Linked DNA regions of Homo sapiens: all the other regions are linked to region 1. A link is an interaction called in ENCODE POLR2A ChIA-PET data of the cell type or tissue named here. Cell type or tissue: MCF 10A. All regions are shown on one strand. Each heading gives the region's core, and the rest is flanking DNA. Links, peaks and the distances in the headings are about the cores only.

What was found. Peaks named below come from ENCODE experiments on the same cell type or tissue, not always from the same donor. Only the 100,000 strongest peaks of a DNase experiment are listed, where the experiment ranks them.
Region 2: POLR2A ChIA-PET joins it to region 1 with 7 read pairs; 1 of 35 experiments calls an interaction of 5 or more read pairs at or near these places.
Region 3: POLR2A ChIA-PET joins it to region 1 with 5 read pairs; 1 of 35 experiments calls an interaction of 5 or more read pairs at or near these places.

Annotation. Positions count from the first base shown.
Region 1 is chr1:198,230,285-198,238,280 of GRCh38, forward strand. It overlaps NEK7 (NIMA related kinase 7), which reads left to right. Exons shown (of 10, transcript NM_133494.3): 2 at 2,269-2,353. The coding sequence starts at 2,297. Among named protein-coding and RNA genes, the nearest start is that of NEK7, 77 kb to the left of the region's middle. In MCF 10A, for the core only: no CTCF peak of the experiment used is centred there; a DNase peak (open chromatin) is centred at 4,317.
Region 2 is chr1:198,285,768-198,293,763 of GRCh38, forward strand. It overlaps NEK7 (NIMA related kinase 7), which reads left to right. Exons shown (of 10, transcript NM_133494.3): 8 at 7,178-7,272. Among named protein-coding and RNA genes, the nearest start is that of NEK7, 130 kb to the left of the region's middle. In MCF 10A, for the core only: no CTCF peak of the experiment used is centred there; a DNase peak (open chromatin) is centred at 3,344.
Region 3 is chr1:198,439,538-198,447,533 of GRCh38, forward strand. No RefSeq gene overlaps it. Among named protein-coding and RNA genes, the nearest start is that of ATP6V1G3, 97 kb to the right of the region's middle. In MCF 10A, for the core only: no CTCF peak of the experiment used is centred there; DNase peaks (open chromatin) are centred at 4,054 and 5,504.

The sequences.
Region 1 (7,996 bases), core at 1,782-6,781:
TCCTCCTCCCGACCTTGAATCCAATACTGCATAAACATGATTATTTATCATGACCAAGTGGGGTTCATCCCACAAATGAATATTGCTTTAATATTCAAAATTGAATCAATATAATTCAACATTTTAACAGATTAAAAAAGAAAAAACATGTAATCATTTCAAGATACACAAATTTTTTAATAAAAATCTAACATCTATTCTTTGTAAAAACTTCCAGCAAACAATAGAAGGGAATTATCAACCTGATAAATCAGGGCATCTATAAAAAATGTATAGCTAACATAATACTTATTGGTGACAGATTTAATACGTTTTTCCTAAGATTAGGAAAAAGGAAAGGATGTCTGCTCTCTACTTCTATTCATTGTACTGGATGTTCTATCTATTGTAGTAAGGCAAAAAAACTACAGAAAAGCTACTTGGACTAATAAGGAAGTTTAGGAATTTTGCAAGATACAGGGTCAATATACAAAAAACGTTTTATTCCTATATACTAACAATCAGAAAATTGAATTAAAAAACCCCACCATTTACAGTAGTATCAAAAAATATAAAACACTTAGGAAATAATCTGAAAAAAGATGTGAAAGACCAGTATAATGAAACTGGAAGCCATTATTGAAAGAAACTTAAATGAGATAGTCTGTGTTCATGGGTTTGAAGACCCCATATTATTAAGATGTCAATTCTCCCCAAATTGATCTTTAAGGTCAACGTAATCCCAATCAAAATCCCAGCAGTGTTTTTTTAGAAAATCGAAATAGGCTGATCGATTTTACAATTCGTATTAAAATCAGACACGTAATTAAGTAAATATCAAGACTTTATAATAAGCTATAGTAATTAATACTGTAGTTTTATATAGAGTAGTAATAGTACAGTGTAGTAGGTACACTGTAGGGCAGTAGTACACTGTATAGTGTACTATTGTTGTTAGTGCAAATAAATAGCCAGTGCAACAGCAAGGAAAGTGCAGATACCTATATGTGTGTGTGTATATACGTGTATGTGTGTGTGTATATATATATATATATATATATATATATATATATAAAAACACATGATCATTTGGTATATGACAAAGATGACCATAGCAGCAGTGCAGTGTGGTAAAGGATAATTTTTTCAATATATCATTTGAGGTCAGTTGGATATCCATAAAGAAAAACAAAGATTGACTTTGCCTTATATCATAAAAAAACTTAATTCCAGATGGTTTGTAGATCTAAATATTAAAGGTTAAAAAATAAAGCTTACATTAGAAAATAATATGAGCACTTAGAGTAGAAAAATAATTCATACATAGTACACAAAGCATTAATCATAAAGAAAAAGTTTAAATACTTAGACCACATTAAAATTATGAATTTCTATTCATTAGTTCATGGAAAGATACCATTGGGAAGGTTTTAGAAAGACAAGTCACAGGGTAGAGGAAGAAATTTGTAATACAAATGAACCATGCCCAGAATATTTGTATTGGTTTTTAAAGAGTATGATGAAGTGAAGATGTGTTTTAGTTGTTCCATCAGTTAATCCCATTTAAAAGGGAAGCTAGTTTTTTGAGTCTTAGATTTTGGTCATAAAATAATATTTATAGAGAACCTAGAAACACGTGGTGTTGAGTAGAATCAGTGCAAATGTAGTTCCTGGAGTGTAAGGGCTGTGTGTCATTAAATATTTCAATTTTTGAGTCTTGTGCAATGCCTGACATGCAATTACCTTCAGCCTATGTATACTGAATTAATGGATGAAATGCTTTATAATTACAAAGTATGCGTAAAAGAGTAGACACTCATATGACGACTGGCCTTTTAAGTTTAAATTTAAAAAATCACAGTAAGCAGTTGGATAAAAGAAAGTACTAACATTTTTAGACTATAAAGATAAGGTGCATTTTAGGGATGTAAAACATTGAGCATAATTTTAGGGAGCTTACTCTGTTACTTAGCTTCTCATAGTGGCAGGGTAGAGGAAAGTATCTTTGATCTAAAAGGCAGAATGCAGAAGAAGGAATTTCATCTCAGGAAACAGGATTTTCTAAGCAAATAATGCTTTTGGAGAAGTGGAAATGGTTGAGACAGTGAATATTTGTGGGAGCTAACTAGAGCTTGGATTTAGCAAATGGCAAAAGAGTGTGGTATATCTCAGTGAATTTTTGAAGCATCAAGTAAATCTCTAGCATTTGAATGCATGTGTCGGTGTATGATGAATGATGTGAATTGGTAATGATTACATTATTTAAATTTCAACTTTACATTTTTGCAGAGTTCTAAAGTTCCTGTTGCTTCAGACAATGGATGAGCAATCACAAGGAATGCAAGGGCCACCTGTTCCTCAGTTCCAACCACAGGTAATTTATCCTAATTAAGATGGGCAGAACTATATATAATCTGTGTTAAATATGTGTAAGAAAGTAGTACATTTACAGTTCCTTTAGGAAATAAAGTAGCACAAAAGTGCTAATTTTGAATTTCCAAGTTTTAATCAGCATTTTTTTTTTTTTTGCTTTGTTTTTCAGTTTTGTTTATGGCTTTTGGTATAATTGTTTTAGGTGTAATTAGTACACTTTTTAGATATAATTATTTATGTGTAATATATTATTTATTTTAATTGATACAGTACAATTGCACATATTTTTAGGGTGCAGTTTGCCATTTTGATAGAAATATTTATTTTAAAATATTGTTTGATAATGCTTAGTTCCCATTTACAAACATGAAAACAAAAAGGCAGCTTTAGCTTTTAACTTTATTTGAATGACCTGTAAGCTCTGAGCGTTAGTATTAGGTTTAGGGAAGGAAGAGGAAAAAAAAAAAAAGGTGAGACTGTGCCTAAGCTTGGGAGTGCCAGTACATTTTGTACCTGCCCCTGCTTTAGTGAGCTGATCTTGCCTTGCCCACAGCTGCCTTCCATGATGGTGACTTTTCTCTCCCTATCACTTGTAGTGTATTTCTCCTGTGATATATTTGCTTGTTTCTTGTATTTAATAACATAAAATGAAATAAAAAAATCTTTTAGTAAAAAATGTACACATATTCATTATTTAGCATCCTGCATTCAGTATGAATACTTGTCATAAAGCTAACGTGTAATGACATGTTTAAAATAACAGTTGCCACCCCATGTCAGGGCAATACCTCATTTTTATTGCTGTTGTTCCTGAAGACTATATTTCTCAGCTTGGTGTTTGAGGCATTCTACAATATGTCTCATGTATACTCTGCTAACCTTGTCCCAATTTTGTTTGGACGGTATTTCTGAAAACATGCCTTTGGGCTACTGATAAGTGTTCTTTCACAAGAGTTCTATAGTCAAATAGGTTTGAGAGACTTGGGGAAAACAGTGACTTTGTGGCAGTACTTCCTCAGAGCCTTTCCTACACTAGTGTGCATTGTGAATGAATTTCAAAGAGTGGTATAGGCTGTAGTGTTTTCCAAACTTATTTGTCTATGGGATCCTTTTTTTTTTTTTTTTTTTTAGTGCATCTATTGACTTCTCATGGAAGCACTGTTTAGAGAATAACCGTCTACAAAAAACGATCTTTTCTGCTTGTATGACTTTGCTGATTTTGATTTTGTACCCTCCATCTTCCCCTCCAATTTTCTAAATCCTGCCCATCCTTTAAGGACCAACAACAAAGCCGTCTCTACCATAAAGCTTTGTCTGATCCTCTGAAAGCAGTCTTTCCTTGGAAATGTGGCGGTATCTTCTTTGCATCTCTCTTCTGGTATTCTGATACTTTGGTGTCATTTTTATCTCTCTTATTAGGTTAAAATCTCCTTGAGGGAAAGGACTGTGTCTTATTTACCTTGGATGCCCTCTGGTACTTCAATTTCTCACCTGTAGCAGGGGCTCAATAAGAATATGTAATTGAAACCAACCAGGGACTCAATGAAATGAGTCCTTTACTTAATTGCACTATTACATTGCTTTTCTTTGTTATACCTGTCTGAATTGTCTATATTGAGTAAAAAGACCCTTTAGCTTAAAGTAAGGCCAATATTTTGATTTCAAGAAGAATTTTTTTTTTTAAGTCCCCATATATATTTATGTTATGATCATAAATTATCAAGATTATAATAAACAAACATATCTATTAAACATAGACCTCTTAGGACTCATTTTACACACATACACAAACATTATTGTTTCATATTATTTCCAGCAAAGGCAATAAAAGAACACTTTTAAAAATTAGGTAGTTCATGTTATGATTTTGAGATTCACAGTTTTAAACAACCTTGTGTTTCAAAGAGGAAAAAAAGTAAGCACTTTCATTTTTGCCTCCTACTGACTCACCAACCAGGAAAGGTCGGAGTGGCAGTAGGAAGGAAAAATAAAAGTGATTGTTTTCCTGTGAGACACTGGGCTGCCCCACAGTATAAATTTCAAAATTATAGCAGCGATTCTGCATTTCTTTTTACACTGTTCCTTTCGTTTATGCCTCCTGCTGCTGCTCCTGTGTGGGTGGACTTCTTTCCCTGTTGGAAACAGGCAAGTGTCGTCCCAGGTTCTAGCTGCCTTGTGGCAGGTGGGGGAAGGGAGAAGGATTTTTTTCCCCTCCTCTCTGCATTCACACTGATGGTGTGAGACAGTGTAAGAAAGATTACCTGACAAGAGCTTATAGGCATTATTGCTTATTAAGTCTTTGAAAAACGTTACTGCTCTCAGTAGCATTATTTTAGAAGACTGGGAAAGGACAGCCTCTGCTCAGCTTTGACAACCTTTTTTTTGTTTTGTTCCACACCACTGGCCTGAATAATGGGGATGATATGGCAACATCTGGTTAGCCCAGTGACTTCTTTCACTTTTGTAATAGAAGTCTGGGCATAAACAGAAAACTAAGGATGTCAAGTTTCTGAGTGTCAAATACCAATTCCCTGTTATAATGATAAGTGATGTATATTGTTGGCATATCCATTCTTTTTCTTGTTTCAAAATGAATACTCTCACCCCATAATGTATAATATGTGGTCTCATTTTTGGTACAGTGTAAGTTCCTTTTGTTTTGTTTTAGAATGTGAGATTTATGTTTCTTTATTAATGTATTTTGAAATTTTTTCTATCAGCTCCACTCCTTCCCACCCTCCCTTCTTTTCCCCCTTTCTTCCTTTCTTGATTCTTTCCACTAACATCTAGAAGGTACTGAAAGGATATTTTGACTAGATTCTTGTTCTGTATATTTTCATTGCCTTTGGACTCTTGTTTTTGGAACAGTGGATTTAGCTTTTTAAAAATAAAAATAAAAATTCAAACTGTATAAAGATGGTGGTTGGGAAATAGTAAAATTTTTACTCTTTACTGTAAGACTAATTTTAAACAATGGAAGTTTACAATTAACATTTTGTGAGTATTTTGATTTATGGTTATTGGGTGAAGATGGCTATGGTAGAGTCACATTTTTTTCCAAAAAGTTAATTATAAACCAATTATAATCAGAGTACAATTTTAAGAATTTTTGCGAGTTATTAGAAGGAGGATTAATTTTCATTGTGATATGATCAGAGGCCTAGGTTATTTTTTTTTAATTTGAAGATAGTGTAATATTTTGGCTACTTATGAAAGAGAAAAGACATGTCACTCAGATCTGTGGGTAGAAAAAACAGATATTCCTTATTCTTACAGTGTGGAAAGTATGAAAATCTTATCTTGGAGTCTTGCAACTTAACCAGTAAGGTAGACTGACCATTCCTTTAAGCTTCATGGCAGTTCAGACTGTAATCCATTTACTATTTTGCATCTCTGTGGAGTGACTGTGGAGGGATGAAATAAAGTTTACCTTGAGTAGCATGTTCAGGGTAGTAATCAGGGTTCATTGTAGGCCAGCCAGAAAGTATCCCTCTCTATTGAGTGGGTATGAATTTTAGACTTGATAACTATATTACCTTCTTTTTTCTCTAGTTTATCTTCTGGAGTTACTTTCTTTGTGAAGTAAGTGTCATTTAACTTGTTTCTTTTGATAAACTGATTTTGCCAAGGTGTTTGTCATAGGCATTGAGTAGAGTGCTTCTATTTTTGGAAGTCTTTACAGAAATTTAGATGTTTCATTCTCCTAGTAACAGTTTCCTTCATTGAATAACTTTATTGATGGTACAGAAAGAGCAGTAGCTTTTTTGAGGAAAGAAGACTCTTGCTATAGGTTAAATTTATGGCCATGAAACTCAAAGCCTAATGCTGCTCAGCAATCATCCTTAGCGCATCCACTCCCTACTTTCCTGGCTCCAAACTCTCCCACTTTGTATATTTTCTGTCCTCAAACCCATAACATGTCCTTTCCTCATCCTAGCTCTAAGCTGATGCCCTTGCTCCTATTTTACTGAAGAAACTGAAGCAGTCAGAAGAGAACCTCCACAGACTCCTACCGTAGTTATCCTCCTCCCAGAATCTGTATTCACTTCATCTGCCTTTTCTGTTGTTACCAGATGAACTATCCACACTGCTCTCAAAGGCCAACCCTCCCATGTGCACCCCCTCTACTGGGTCCGTGCTACTATGCTATTACTTCTCCCATCTAAACAACAAAATGAAACAAAAGAAAACCCCTTAAACAGTCTAAGTTACTCTTCCTTCGAGTTGTTAACCTATTTCTCCGCTCCCTTTTATAGCAAAGTTCCCAGAAAGGTTTTTCTGTAATTCAGTCTCCCATTTCTCCTTTCTCTCTAAAATCTACTCTAATTAAGCTCTCTACCACACTGTGCCACCTAAGCTGCTCCTGTCAAGTTACAGTTACCTCTCCTGCTCCATCCAGTCCAGTTTTCAGGCCTCATTTTACTTAGCAGCTGCATTTGATAGAGTTGATTATGCTGTCTTCTTTGAAACCTATTCTTCACTTGGCTTCCAGGAATCTTATTGTTCTCTTGTCTTAATGGTCCCTCTATTGATTTCTTCTCACCTTCTGAGAAGGTGACACTTAACAGTGGAGTGCCCCAAGGCTCAGTTCCTTAGACCTCTTTTCTATCTATATCCCTTACTTAGTGTTCTCTTCCAGTCTCATGATTCTATGCTGGTGACTCTTTGTATCTCAACCTGGACCTCTGCCCCGAATTCCAAACTCATGTATCCATTTGCCTACTTGGCATCAAATTTTCATGTTTCAACCCTAATGCTGCCCAAACTGAATTCTAAATATTTCCCTCCAGACTGACAGCCCACCATCTTCTCCTTCTCAGTGGCAAGTCTATCCTTCCAGTTGCTGAGGTTAAAACTCTTAGAGCCATTCCTAACTTCCTCCTATTTCTCTGGTCTCATACTTAATGTTAGCAGATACCAGAGGCCGAATCTTTAAAATATATTTAGAATTTGAGCACTTCTTTTCTTCTCCACTGCTGCTACTCTGAAGTTACTTAATCTTTCACCTATTTTATTGCAGTATCTTCCTAATTGATCTCTTTGCTTTCATCCTCGCTCCTTTCCCCTTTAATCTATTCCCAATACAGCAATATTTCAGTCAGTCACGTCTGTTTAAAGCCTTTCAGTAGTTTCCCATTGGCTTGCTCATTCATATTCTTCAAGTATATATTTTAATATCACCTTCTCGATCACTCAATGAAAATGGAATCTTCCCACTCACACAGTATGTCAACCCTGCAATATTTTTCTCCATAGAATGTATCACCTTATCACTTATTTTGTTCATTGTTTTTCTTCTCTTAGGGTATAAGCTCTCTCCCTAGTCCCAGAGTGGTACACATAGTAGGCATTCAATAAATATTTGTTGAGTGAATACAAACTTGGTTTCAAATCAACCTGTCCACTTTCTTTATGAGCCCTGCTTTTAAAATGAACATGAAAATACATAAATATCTTCAGAATTTGTCTTTCATTATGCATGTAACCACCTACATTCTCCCTTTCTTATTGAAGTTTTAATTTTTCCCCACCTCCTTGCTTCAGTTGGAACACACTTCTCCCCCCCAGGACACTGCTTCCCCTGTAACCCTCTCAAGTGGAGGCTACTTATTCTCCCTTGCCCACATACATAGGATCAGGAGGT
Region 2 (7,996 bases), core at 999-5,998, 55 kb after region 1:
CTTTGAGATAGAGGAAAAATACCTAATTTCAGTTTTTTTAAAAATACTGCTTGTATCCTTTTTCTACTTGTTTATTTTTGTGACATATTTGTAGCTATTGCAACCAAAGGGTAATTAACTCTCTTAATGGGAATGGGTGGTAGTGGTGAATGAAGAGTGAGCCGTTAGGAAATTTACATCTTTCTAAATTGGAAAATTCTAAGCAGAGAGATTATCTTTAAATCCAGAAAGATTCATGAGGTTCACTGGAGTATTGATCCCTGGTGACTTTTCTCTGGATCAATAAATCTGCAGTTATCCCTGCTGGACTTGCTTTTGATAAGAGCTTATTTTGGTCAATTTAAAACATTTATAATAAAAAATAGTTACTTATCAAGCTTCAAATACTCATATGGACTAAGTGCCATGTAGCACATTAACTGATTTCTATTCTACATCTCTTTGAGATAGGTATGATTATCAAGTTTAGATTTCTGTCAGTGACCAAGCCAGAGTTCATTTAAATTACAAAGGACCATAATTTAAACCTGTATACATTGCCTTATTAACCATATTATTCTTCTTTTGGCAAATGTATTGGCTTCTCCTGCTCCGCCACCCCTGACAAAAAAGAACACCATCCCAAAATGATCCAGTGAGCTTTTAGAGGTCACACTTTTTTTTTTTTTTTGAACCATATGCATTTTTCTCTTACCCCCTCGGTCCTTATGTAATTCTTGGTGTGAGGTAGGTCCATACCACATAGAATTGAGTGTTTCATTCTCCCACTCAATGCATGAATCATTAACACGTTTGTATTTATTTTCAATTGCTGCCCTAACACATTACCAAAAACTTAGTGGCTTAAAACAACAGAAACGTATTATTTTTCTGTTCTGTAGGTCAGAAGTCCAATATGACTCTAACCAGGCTAACATCAAGGTATCTGTAGGATTGCAGGACTTCTGGAGGTTCAGTCCATTTCTTGTCTATTCAGATTATGGCAGAATTCAGTTTTTTGGTTTTGTAGGACTGACGTTCTTGTTTCCTCACTGGCTGTGAGCTGAGGGCCATTCCCAGCTTCTAGAGGCTGCCCTCATTCCTTGGCTCCTGGCTTCCTTCCTCCCTTTTAAAAGTTAGCAGTGGTGGAGAGTCCCTCTCACACTTTGAATCTCCCCTGCCCCTTCTGTTGCATCTCTTACTGATAATCTAGGGTAATCTTCCTATTATGAAGTCCTCAACCTTTATGGCTGCAAAGTCTCTTGCCACTACCGTAACATAAACAGGTATAGCACCAAGAGGCGAAGATCATGGAGGCAAAATTTCTGCCTGTAACGCCATTTTAATAGACTAATTTAATAGACATTTTAATGGACGCGACAGCTAGGGAGACATTCATATCCTCCTCTAAAGCATAATTAGGTGAAATTGTTTAAAAGCTAGAGAGGTTCTAGGCTGGGTGCGGTGGCTCACACCTGTAATCCCGGCACTTTGGGAGGCCGAAGCGGGTGGATCACGAGGTCAGGAGATTGAGACCATCCTGGCTAACACGGTGAAACCCCATCTCTACTAAAAATACAAAAAAATAGCTGAGTGTGGATCACGCCACTGCACTCCAGCCTGGGCAACAGAGCAAGACTCTGTCTCAATACAAAAACAAAAACAAACAAAAAAAAGCTAGAGAGGTTCTGTGGAAGAGGTTCCAAAATTAGAGGAAGTTTACATTTACTGAAAATAAATATTTCTTTTTTGAAGAGATATTTTGACTTTAGATTTTCACATTTTTATTATAGGTCTTTATAGGTACTTTATTGCATTGTAATTTACATTTACTTTTCAAGGGAGAAAATGCCACACTTGGCTTAATAAAAATTTATAAACAAATCATTTTCTTTCATTGTTAGCTTACTGCATGTTTGTGTGTGAGTTTACTTGTATGTGCTTGTTGTACATCCTAAAAATGAGACAGATTTTTGCTTTAAAAAAAAAAAAGCTAACTAAAACTCTCTGATATTGATCCTTGTGCTAAACAAATATTTGAAACCTCTTGGGAGGAAATTATGTTCTTGTTTTTGTTTTTGTTATAGGATTGCTTGAACTGCTGTTTACCTTTCTCAGTGAGACAAATGGTTCTTTGATTTTGTAATATTGCCAGCAGAGTAAATGCATGGCCATCATTCAAGCTCGATATCAGAATTTTCACACTAGAGTCTCTTGAGTGTACAATTCGTGTTGCCCACACTATTTCCAAGTGTGATATATCCTCTGATTTCAACTTAGAAAATTAGTGTTCTTGAACCAGGCATTAAAACAGTTTCATTTTTGGTGCCAGGTGCCACCTGTGGTCACATACTTGTTTTTCCCACACCTTTCCTAGCACCTCTAGATAGATCTTTGGCTTATTCCCCTTCGTTGTTCAGGGTGGTTGAGAGCTGTAAAGGCAGCATATGTTCAGTCAGTACTATAGGCTGCTTTCACTGATTTATTTTTAACTTTCAATCCCTTCTTAAGTAATTGCTCTGGTAAGGAGCTATTATCTAATTTTAAACGGTGTACCTTTAACCTCCCAGCCGCCATAACAGGTATTTATTTAAATCAGCGTAGCTGCAGAGTAGCATAATTTTCACATGTGGCCCATTGAACCTGGACCCTTATTCCTGGTTTTTCTTATGTACATGCTGTGACTTTTAGAAGATTTCTCTGCTTCTTAATTTGGAAAGATACAGATATTTTTTTCAGTTGTATTTCACAGTGGTCAGTTATAATGAAATAACCATCTGCTTAAATGCAAGAGACAAGAACTACTTAGGTTTGAATTCCAGGTCTACAGCTTACCAGTTTTATGATCTTTGGCAAGTTACCTGACCAACTTCCCTATGCCTTCTCTCTAAAGCAGTATAATAATTGAAACATCTTATAAAACTACCTTATAATAGTCCCCGTTTTCACTGGACTGTGAGCCCCACAAGATCAAGGATTTGTCCTGTTTACTTCTGTCACCACAGGACCTAGAATTGTGTATGCCATGCAACAGGGCATGGTAAACTTTTGTTAAAATTCAGCAAGATAATACATAGGATGCATTGAACACAGGGCCTGGAGCACAGCAACAATAACAATAAAATATGCTTAGGTGTTTTTCCTCAGCATTATTAAAGCTCTTAAATGTTATCGGTTGCACTTCAAAGATGACAAATTTTATTTTATAAATGTCTTTTGCAGAAGAAATATTGATCTCCTACTCAGCCATTCTATATTGACCTCAGTTAATACTACTAACAATGAAATAAATTTGGCCTCTCTCCATTCTGTCTGCCAACATAATTTCTGGGCTGACTCATGAGTATGAAGGAAAGAATGGAAATTAAGTCCTATTCCCTGAAGTTGTGTGTGTGTGTGTGTGTGTGTGTGTGTGTGTGTGTTTATATCGAACTGAGGTGTAAGATGACTTGTCTCCTTTTAATTTTCCCAGCAAGGAATATTCAAAGCTTTCTTTTCTGTAGTTTGCTCTGATTCTAGGAGAAAGAAACTATATTTCTAAACTCAGTTCGTTTGTTTGTACTCTCCGACTTAAAACACTCTCACTCAGCTGTCCTAAGTAATAGTTTAAAAAGGACAATTTTTTTTTCCATTTTGTTTTCCAGATGGATTTTTGTAGAGTTTCTGTAAGTGGTACAGAATTTTAAAGCAAAAGGGACCTCAGAGATCAGCTCATCTTTCTCATTTTATCTTACAGATGAGGGAAGGAAATAAAAAGAGAAGTTAAATGGTCCTAACTAGTTAGTGGCAAATGTAAGATGTGAAAGAGATTTATCTTTCACTGGTTTTGTGCTGCCTCCCTTGTTTAAAAAACACACAAAAAAGCAATCCAAAGCTAACTGCATGTGAGGATGCTTCAGTCGTTGTTTTCTTTTTTCATTCAAATTTTTGCAGAGATTACAGTGCTAAATTGTTAGCTAAACTATTCTGTATATAACCTGCTCTGATGAAAATTATCAATTTAGTGATATCTTCCATAATAGCAACATGTTAGCAGAACTTGTTGGTTCACTTAAACATATTGCAGAACTTCTAAATATCAGTCTTCATTTTATTCAGGATAAAGATTAGAATATATTTATTGTTTATGGAGTATATACCATATAAAACTTTTCTCATATAGCTAGAATAAGTCAATGTAATGAAAGGGATTTTTACATATGGATGACTGTCTTAGTATATTTTAATGTAATATTCATATAGAATAAAGAAAGGTCAGGTAAGATTTTTAGTTGTTACCAGTTTTCCTCTAATGTCAGCCTCTGTTTTTTATAATGTTATCATCCATTTCCTACTTTTATTCATGTCCGAAGGTTAAAGTGGCATAAGTATCTGCTATTGCAAAATGTACTTTCATTTTACCTACAATCATAAATTCTTGAAAGATAAGTGGAATTACATGTGCTGTAGTCTTCAAGCTTCTCAATACATAGGACAGTAATTCGCATGATCATTTTAATGTCTAATCATATCACTCCATAACTCTCTTTTCTTGTACAGCTGTTAAAAGAAGTCACAACATTCTTGAGGCAACAGTAATCGTAGACACAGCTGTCATGAATCTCTGAAAAAGGTTTTTGGAAATAATTATATCTTCATTAATTTTGAAATGTTGAAAACATATCACTGCATTTAAATGTACTGCAAATTTTCCTGAGCACTTAAACTTTTAGGCCTCTCTGCTAGATAGAGAGAGGTAAGGACTAATCAGTTTACGTGATGGGGCTGAACCTCTTTGCTCAGTGTCAGTCAGCGTGAGTCCTTGTCCAGAACGGAGGGGCATATGAAGAAGCGTGTCAGGAGACAGTAGACCTCCCTCTTAGGCCTGTGTTCCCTAGTGAATTATGAATTTATCCTATTAATAATTATAGTGCAGAATACAAAGTTACTCATCTTATATAATGACTGTTGGAAATTTGTTGATCAAAGAGGTGAGTAGCATCCTTAGCTTTACATTTTAATATATACTAACGAATATATGTAGTTTAAATATTGAAATAAAACATGCTTATTTAATATAAAGAGGCTTGTTATTTATATTAAGAATCAGTATCTAAATTTAAAGTATCAGTGTTAACTGAGTGTGTAACTTTTTGCAGTGACCTCCAGCAGCTCACTGAAAAAGGATTTTTGTACATTAACATTTTTTACATTTTAAGTTTAGCTTAGTAGAATTCCTAATCATTCTTTTCCTCTGCTCCCTTCACTTGGGTCGTCCTTGAGTTCAGTTTGTGTTGCAGTTAAGGTGTTATGCTGGGGCTAATCTCTGTAAAATGCTAGCATTTGTTCTTCTTTTTCCTTATCATCAATCTTTCACACTCATATCAAACCCCTAATGTACAGCAGGTTTCCCAGAGCTACTGGTTAAAATTACCTTTGCTTTTGGTAAACTCTGAACCTTCAAGCCTCAGTGTTTTCAGTTGCCCCCCTGTGGATTCTGTGAAGCCTCTCTCTGCACATTCCTCACTGCCAGTCACTTGCTTTATGTCCTGAAACCAGGAGCAGAGCCTGTTTATTATTCCAACTGTACCTACCATCCTTCCTTAAATGGAGAGAATGTGTGAATATTTCCAATAATTGGTGTCACTTATGCAAACTACAGGTGAAAGTAGTTAGAACTCCCAAAGCTAGATAGCTTGTGTTTATTTTACACAGTAATAATACAGATTCTTTAAACCTAGCTGTTTTCCAAAGTTCTTTGCTTTTCTGACACTATAGAAATTGGCGTATTTACCTGTTTGTCTTCAAAGTAAATGCTACAATTAAATAATTTATGTCTTAAAGTTTGTCTCATTAATTTTTGTATATTAATAGTTCGTATTTTATTTAAGTTTCTTATCCTTCTGTTTGCATACTTTTTTTTTTAACGTTTCTTCATCACTTTCATAAATACTTTTCTTTCATCCAGTCTGACTAGGGCTATCCATGATTAGTAAAAACGGATTCCGATACAGGTAGGATATCATGGGTCATGGTACATGATGTTTTCACCTTTAGCTTAGTATAGTTTCCACACATAACTATTAGGTTATAACTTTATTCTTTTGGCAAACTGACTCCTGCCTTTGAGTATAGTGCTTTGATTATTGGTGTGAATCTTTTTGTTGCTTCTGACTAAAGACCCCTATTCAGTCTTGTTAGTCTTATTTAAGATTTATAGTAAACACCTGGGGAGGTCTTGAAAATTAATAGAAAAAGGAAAATGCCCTTTTCTTTTTGAGTAGCAACATATTTTTGGTAGCCCTTCCCTCAGGTAAATAAGATTCTAAATATTCTTAAACTTTGACTTTCTATTTGGCAAAAAGCCTTAGACTAATGATGATGAAATAGCCATCTGAGTTTGAAATTAAAGATACTCACTTTGAAAGTCACTTAAATATTTTTACACTTCAAAGTGTAACATATATGCTTTTGTTTATTTTCAAGTGTTTAATAGCATCTTCTAAAACAGTCATTAAAAAAAGAAAAAGTATTAGCACATCAAAGCAAGCAATTAAAACAAAAATTATCTTGAGTGTCTTGTCTCTAAAAAGGTCTCAGTAGTAACAATAACTCAAGACATTTTTCCAGAGATGCCAGTGCCCTTTCACATTTGTTATTATATAATCCTTTGATGTACAAAAGTCTGTGGTATTCTTTCTAAAGTGGAAGTAAGGCATCAAGTGTTATATCATTTGTTAACAGCCACGCTGTGTTCTAAAGGATGTTTCTGTAAAAGTTAACAAATATGATTTATTTACTCATACTCTACTAAATTGTTATATTATTTATTTTTAAATAAATTATCATGCTTAATTATTTGGGATATTCAAGCCATATTTTTTTAAAAAAATAAAGCCAACATGAATCATTTAAGTAGGTATTCTTGGCAGAATTACTTTTTTTCCCTTAGTTATGCTCCGTTGATTCTTCTTGGATTGATCAAAAGGAAATAAAGTTTAACCCACCACATTGTTTAGTGCAGTTGTTAGTGTACTATTTAAGGGTCAAGGAATAAAGAAGAAATTAAAAAGTTTTTAGTATTCTCAAAAACAGCTTTCGATCCTAATGAATTATTTTGGTGATGTTTTTAAATTCAAAATTTTGTATGTAGTTTCTGACCACAGCTGTATCTTTATTTTTATATACCTCTTACTTTATTTGGTTTGTTTTTTTGCAGTTGGTACGCCTTATTACATGTCTCCAGAGAGAATACATGAAAATGGATACAACTTCAAATCTGACATCTGGTCTCTTGGCTGTCTACTATATGAGGTAGGTAATGTTGATAAATTCCAAATATTGATGCAGTTTTACTTAGTATATTTCCTCTATCCTTATAGTATATACTTACTTTTTTCTGGATGTTTAAGAATCACCTTTTTAATTGTGAAGAATTTTCGTTGGGTTAATAACTTTGTATAATGGAATTTAATAACTATACATTCCTACACATCTAATATATTTTTAAATTGTGTTCTTTTGATGAGAAGTTTATTTTTAAAGCATTAACTTTTATGTTAATATAACGCCTTTCTCTATATCTTGCATTTGTAAAAATATACGTTTGAACATCTGTAAATCTTGATCCATGCATTACAGGAGTGGCATAATGGATTGGATTTAATATATGAAAGTATAGTAAATATTTTTATCAATATTTTATTTCACTTTTACACAGGTGTAATTTAGCATTAAGGATAGTATGCAAACAGATAGTTCTTCTAGGTTATCAATTTAGTTTCCATGAGTAACAATTTGTATTGGTAAAGCTCAGTGAAATACTCTCTCTTTTGTTCTACTGGTGATCATTTATCAAAGGAAGATGGAATCATGTAGGTAGGTCCTCTAGAAATGTTGCACTGTAATAATTTGGGTGGATAAAAGAAAGCATGTTAGTAACACATTTTACATCTGTGTTGGTATAAAAGTATCTCAAGCTAGTGACTTCTGTAATTTTGTTTTTTTAATTGAATGATAATTTTCCTAGGAATATAGG
Region 3 (7,996 bases), core at 1,624-6,623, 210 kb after region 1:
AACCTGCAGAACTGTGAGACAAATAAACCTCTTCTTTATAAGTAACCCAGCCTCACGTATTCCTTTGTAGCAACACAGACTGGTAGGCCATGTTTTAACCCATTTTATTTTCTTAGAGAGATGAATAAGGAGAGAGAGATGTTGACTATAAATCTCTGAATTATGTGATCATATCCTGTCAGACTTCTTCTAAAGGCATTTAATGGTGCTTTTTTCTTTGGACAAAATAAAGTCTAAACCCTGAGATCAAAGTGAATTCTTTCTGTTCCCCATTATGTTCCCTCAGGGACAGCATGCTCCTCAACTTACTGTTTCTCCAACAATACTGGATTTTTATTTTTCTGTGCCCTCTGCCTAGAATATTTTCCTCCCCATTTCTGCCCATAGGTCCATACCCAGTTCTAAAGACAAATGTCACCTTCTCCATAAAGGTTTTGCTAATTTTGACTACATCTTCATCTTGCCTCACAGGGAAAACATGTTCCCTCTCAGTTGTGCTTCTAAACCACTTTCTTTTTTCTATCTTTCTCACGGCATTTTTCATTTTCTTTCTTGAATTATGAATATGTGCATGTGTGTATATATACATATATATATATATATATATACACACACATGCACATCCATAATACACGATATATGTACATAAACATCCATAATGCATAATATATATTTGTGTGGGCCTGTACATATGTGTGTATATATTTAAATCCCGTTACTAAATTTTCAGATTCTAGACAACAGGGATTGTCCACACATTTTCTTAATTCTTCTTTTAGTAGCATTTAGCACAGTGCTTTGTACTTAGCTGTAGTTGACAGAGGCAGGGGACGCTGTGTCATCATGAGAGAGTATAGACAGATATGCCTTACAAGCAGATTTTTCAGGGAGATCACCAACCTGAAAGAGCCAGTTCAGATTTTTCAGAATGATGTGAAATAGATCAATTAGTAAGGCAATTTTGAAGTTACTTTTGAGCAGTGGCCAGAACAAAACAATGGACCTTTGTAAACCATTTTTTGAATTGCAAACCCTTCAGAGTTTGCTCTAAAGAAAGGTCTCACTTGGGTAAGAATTTATTTGGTCAAATGGGGTGGGAAAAAGTATATGATAGAACTAATGGCTTTCAATAACTGTTACCTCAACTTTGAAAAGCTTGATGAATCCAACATGGTTGTTTCTGAATGAATTAGTAAAATTTGATCAAGCCAAGTGTCTATGCATCTCAAATTTTATTACACATTGCCCACATTTTCTTGGGTTGCTGAAGTTCATAATATATTTTATCTCTTAAGCCATAATATATTTTATCTTTTAAGCCTATAAGGTATATTTCAATTTCTCTGCTGGTGCCAGAAGAAAAAGTGCTTTGGCAGTAACGTTCAATGGAAAATCCATTCTCGGATATGCTAGGACGCAGCAGACACAGGGGGCATGTGTGAGTTTAAAAGAGAGATTTAGTGGGCTGTTCAGCAGCACAGAGATTAATAAGTTGAACTCAGTAGTTTCATAGACGCTGACGTTATTCGACTTCTGGTAAAAAGCATTGCATATGTTAAAAGTCTGGTCTGTTTTTAACCATGTATGGTAATTTAGGCACTTTAATTTTCAACAGTGCTGTATAATCATAACCATATTCTCTGAACAGTTGGAAAAGTTTATCAGAAGATAAACATTCAACCTGATCAGATACTTTCATCCACAAAACAAAACAATTTTATGAATTCCATGGATTAAAATATGAAAGAGAGCAAAGCATTTACTATTACTTTAAAAACTATTTACTTTGATTTTTGAAAATAAATATTTTTGGACAACTGTTGGGGACACATTATCAAAGTTCTATATTATCTTTAAGAAATGTCGCTGGTCCTACTGCCTGATTTGATGTCAGTTGCTATGACAGTTTTCTCAACTGCAACAGCTTCCTCCTTTCCTTGGTCTTCATTCCCTTTCCGCTTTCTAATTTTCTGTCCTTTCCTTATTTTATTCTTCTACTCGTCTGATTTAACTCATTTTCCTCTCCTCCTCTTCCTACTCTGACCTGAGTCAGTAACAGTTAAATACTACTTATATGAGTTCTGTTGGAAATTTTGAAAAGCAAAGGATTTTTTTGACATTTCAATTTTATCCCTCTTCTTCCCTTTCTGTGTTTCCTTCAACTATTCCTTTTTTGTTTCCTCCCTTCTTTCTTTATATTTAAGAAAATCTGATAATATTCTTCATAGATTTAATAATTTAAGTCAGAAGAAACTTCTGACTGAATCCCAATAAAAATTATGGAAACAAAGAATTTGCTTTCAAACATTATTTAAAATATATGTAATCTGAATATTTTAATTTCTTTAGTTTCTTGAGGTTGGAGAGGACATAAAAGATTTCATTCAATGTTTGAATCCTTTGATACAAGATTTGCTTCTTTTCTACCACCAGTTGATAAACCTAATAACTCATTTGTTGGAAATCTACTACCCTCCACAAGAAGGACCTTCCTTTCTTATATTGGGGTACTATGTGTATTTGTCTCCTGTCTATGAATCCTATTTTTCCTGCTTTTCTTCCTGCAGCCATTTAGAAGAGGCATTATTTATTTATTTATTTATTTATTTTTGTGACAGAGTCTTGCTCTGTCACCCAGGCTGGAGTGCAGTGGTGCGATCTTGGCTCACTGCAGGCTCTGCCTCCCGGGTTCACGCCATTCTCCTGCCTCAGCCTCCCGAGTAGCTGGGACTACAGGTGCCCACCACCACGCCCGGCTAATTTTTTTGTCTTTTTTAATAGAGATGGGGTTTCACCATGTTAGCCAGAATGGTCTCGATCTCCTGAACTTGTGATCCACCTACCTCGGCCTCCCAAAATGCTGGGATTACAGGCGTGAGCCACAGCACCCAGCCAGAAGAGGCGTTTTTTAAAAATAAGAAAACACTTCAGATGTTTTTAATATGCCATCATAAAATGTCCTGGAAGGGTGCACTAAAACTGTTTAAAAATGACAACTTTTGTGAAGTGGGACTAGGGGATAAGGGAGATAATTCTAGAAGTTAAGACTCATACTGGATTTAAAATATACTCATTCATGTATTAATTTAATAGCAGTAATAATTATTATTTTAAAATAACATTATGTCCTCTATGAGTCTCCTCTTAAAAATGCAAATGTTTACAGCTAATTTTTTTTCTCAAATAATAATTACTTTTAGGCCTCACTTCTGTCTTTTCATTTTCTCTGCTCATGGCTCTATCCTTTTGAAAGGTATTTGAGTGTGGCAGCCAAATAGAACCAAAATGACGAATTTATTGAATGGTGATTTAGTTGTGTGTATGTGTACAGGTGTCCACATGTATGTTGATATGCACAGATTAGACATTGTTTAGTATACAACCCTTAGTTTAGCATATAGAACTTCATAGATATATAGAGAAAATTATTACAGTCACTAAAAATGGAAGAAAAAAGGATTTTAATAGAAAAAAACATAATATATTATTTTCCACACAGGACAGAAATGACATGATCTTTATTTTTGTGTCGTGGGTTTTCCTACCTGTCTTAACTACAGAAAAATAACCCGGCATATACTCTTCTAATTAACAGGTCAAAAAGCATGCATTGAAGGATATTTATTAGTTTTCAAATACACTATTGTTTTGTACTGTCTTTATAATAAAATTGTGTATTTTTCTTAGGCAACATCTTATTTGTTTAATGTTTTAATTTTACCACTTAAATTTTTCAATTTTTTCTTTAATCATGATATGTCCAAAATTGTAGTATCTTAGGGAGTCAAGAAAGTGCTTTCTTTCCAACCCCCTCCAACCAGAAGACTAATGTTTTATGATAAAATATGGCAAAAGCAGAGTATTTATAAAAGCAATGTGAGAAAAGTAATGTGAGTCACAAAGGTAAAGAACAATGATGCCCTGTCAGCTCAAGTTAGGGAATCGATATCTTCATAAGTTAATGACACTGAAGTAAGCAAGTTCTTGGATCTGGCAAGAGGGTGTTGTATGGCAGGATGTTGCAAGGTATGGCTTTTGTGCTATTGTTGACGCTATGAGTCAATTCTCTGAGTCAACTCATGACAAGTTGATACGGAATCTAGTGAGAGTGCAGAATAGAATGGAATTATCCTTGGAGAAGTTGTTGATGCAGGAACTCTGAATCTTGAGTTTTGGTTCCAGTTCTAGCCCTGAAACTAATTACCTGAGTGTAAGTTAACTTCTCTGTGCCCCAGTTTCTTCACCTATAAAATGTGAATATTAAACTACATCAGTAGGCGGTTTCATGCTTTTGACCTTTTATGGATGTAGGGAATCACTGTGGAAAATCTGAAGGACTACATCCAGGAGGAAAACAAGACAAAATATTCTATGATGGGACAGCAGCTAGCTTTGGGTTATCAACATTTTCTGAAAAAATGTTAGTAACCATTGTTACAAGCATATTTCTTCTGTCTGTCATAGTAGGGAAGAAGCAGTACTTCATGTAAGATGTAAAGTGATTAGCGATCAGCCATGTCAACAGTTCAGAGCACTCAACCATTCCTGTCTCCTTTTTACTAAATAAGTATAATCTATCATAACATGGTTCAACTTGAAAAATTTTTCTTATAGCATCTGCAGAAAAATGTAGACAGAGAGCTAAGAATGATTAGCCTATAAATAATTAGTATTGAAAGTGAATAAAAACAGTTCTAAAGATCCAATAATTCAATTTGCTGTTTTAAAAATAATTGGAAATTGTCAGTTATTTCTAAAACAAAATGGGGCATTGATTCTTAATGGGTTTGTTTTAAATGCATAGCATTTTCCATTCACTTCAGCATTTCCACTAATTTGGTTTCATTATTAGTAATAAAATTGATATACATTATGCATGGAAGTAGTAGCTATCAAAGGAAGTAACATATAGAACCAACAGCTACCTCTCTCTATTATGATTCAAAAATAGTATGCTACAAAATAAAATGCTTCAGAATATAACTTTTTCATATTATTAAACATGAGACATTCTTATTCTTATATCTGAATTCTATTGGCTATGGAAAAAATTTCAGGAAAAAATAAAGTTTTGAGATTCTTGGGATATAATCATCCTTTGTATTTTCAAATTAAAGTGAATAGTAATTAGCAAGTTAAATTTATTGAAGCTAAGTTTATAAACGTTGAGAGGGAAATCTATTTTCTATAAAATTCTTGTAGAAAATTGAAAATTTGAGGAATTATTAAGAAACCAAATTCAAATAAACAGAATTAAACAAATGACTTGATGGACAATGACCCAAATTATGGGGGACAGTCTTTTGGAATTAAAATCTGTTTCTTCATTTAACCTACAGAATAATACAACTGATTTTATCATTTTGTGTTATTAGTGAATTCTTCATAATGGAAATTGTTCTGAACTAACAGTTGAAGAATTTGCTGTGACGTGATTTGCATCCTTTCCCACCCTCATAGTTTAAATAAGGCTGGCAAGCTCATGAGATTAGGCATTCCCATAACACTGTAAGAGCTTCCTGGCTTTATGCCTTCCAGAAGTAACAGCATAGAGTGTTTTTATAATAATCCTACTTTGGGGTAAAAACAGGAAGGGAGAGGCATGTTAAATTACATTTTTTATAAGATGAACAGAACCAAAAGAAAATAGAACAGTATCCTTTTCAGTTTTGGGAAAGTTAAAATGGACTCTGATTATTCAGATTATTTACTTATTTGTTTTTGAATAGAAAAAGTGTCTTGATATGCTGTTAAAATGTTATAAAATTTCTGTCTATTTTTTTCCTGAAACTGAGCTACCAAGCTAAGGTGACAATATTTAATTCACTTGTCTGCCTTACTTAGAAAACACACTTTGTTGGACAGATACATATTGTCTGCTGACATCAGTTCTTAAGATCAGGTTTAATACTGGTGCATTATGGAATTTTTCTAATCTTTCCTAGGATCGAATAGGTTATTAATACTTTTTAATTTTGTTATGATATCTCTTATCATCAGCAATTGACATTTACTGAATGTTTTATTCGGTAATAACTGCATATGCAATTCTAAATTTCTAGTTCTAATACTTTCTAAATGATAGGAAAGAACACAACTATTGTTAATAAATACAATAGTATTTCTCAAATTTTGAAGGGAAGAAAATTATTATCTAAATAAACTCTCAGGAACAGATGATCTTTTGCTATTTTGTGTTTTCCTTTTGGGTATCTGTTATCAGGGATGATGATAAACATATTTCTTGTATCTGACTACCATGATATTTTTCTCTATTCCTTTGGAAATGGCATTAGTTTTCTTCTGACACTATTGTTATTCTTTCCAGCATGGCAACCTTGGGCTAACAGCATACGTTAGTAAATGCTATGCTTTTTCTTTAAGGCTTTTCTAATTTTTAATTAAAAAGAAAAGATAGATTCTTGCTGATCACCTACAGGAGTGTGACTCTCCATGGTTACCTGTCACTCAAAGAACTCCAGCTCTGAGGAATGCTAATTAGCCCTGTTAAAGCACCATAATTGAACTGGAGAGATGACTGCCGAAGGTGCAGGTCTGCCTTCATTCAGAACAGTCCTGCCATCTGAATGGATGGAGCCATCCTGACAATGTGAGGGAATAAAGGAAGACGAGGAGAAAAAAGAAAAACAACATTCCATCTGCCTTTTTTTTGCTCAGTTTTAAAGTGATTATCAAGATGTAACCTGGATACCATGTGGATATTTTAAAAAAATGTTTTCTTTAGCCATAAGAGAATGAGCCATAGCACCTGCTTGACAATGATCTCTATGGTGACTACAGCATTTGAACTGTATAAAAATGAATATTGAAACAAATGGACATATTGGGACATCAGTGCGGATAATCATAATGATGATAATAGATGTATATTTTGGGAAGAGTAGTCAGTCTTTATTTAAATGACGATGGTATTTGGGCACAGACAACTGACCACACAGGAATGTTTCTTGGTTATTTTTTGGTGGGCAAGAGAGAAAGTTCTGGATATTGCAATGCCTCTCAAACATGTACATTGGCATTTAGAAATTTAAAGGAGAATATAACATCTAGTGGAGAAAATCTCAGACCATCACTTATAGTAAAAGAAAGAAAACTAAGATAATTGTGTTCCAAAAAATATTTCATTTTTCAACTTAGTTCTAAATATTAATGTGGGAAATAAATAATTGTAAAATTGTAAAATGATGATATACTTGACATAATAAGACAGTAGGATGTTCCATATAATCATGAAATCATAGTATTCTATAACTATAGGGACCTTAGATGTGTTAAAAGAAATTAGACAAATTTAACAGTTTGTTTGAACAAGAAATGATTTGCTAATTGGGAAGCTCTTAGAGACAGAAGAGTTCAGGGAGCTCTAATTAGCATTGTGGGCAGGCAACGTTTATGGACAGAAAATGAGAGTGAGATACAGAAACAGCTTGATATTTGCCTTGTTTGAATATGGCCTGATCACTTGACAGCCTGTGATTGACTGAAGATTGGCTGATGTGATTGGCTGAGACTCAGTTACTTGTTACAAAAGTATATTCCTATATTAGGCTTTAAGTAAGTTACTTGGTTGTAGTACATTATATTGGGCCTATTAAGTACGGAGGCATCCTCAGGCCAAATATAGTTTAATTTAACAGCAATAACCATGTACAATGCCTTGGAAATTAACATTTAGAGAAGCTGTCACTAGCCCCAAACCACATAATAAATGATAGGTAGAGGTCAGAACAGAATCCAAGACCTCTGACCCCATGTTTACCATGTGGGGTAAAGAGTAGGAGGACGAAATGTGATTTGATTCTAAGGTGACGTGGTGCAAAATCCATAACATCAGAGATTTTTATCTTAGCCTTTGTTATAATATAGTATTCGTAGCACCTCAGAGTGTCTAATGCCTCACATCTCTTTATGAACAGACACATTCTTATATAAGTTGAATTTTAAAAATTACTTTCAGATATTTAAAAGGCTGGAC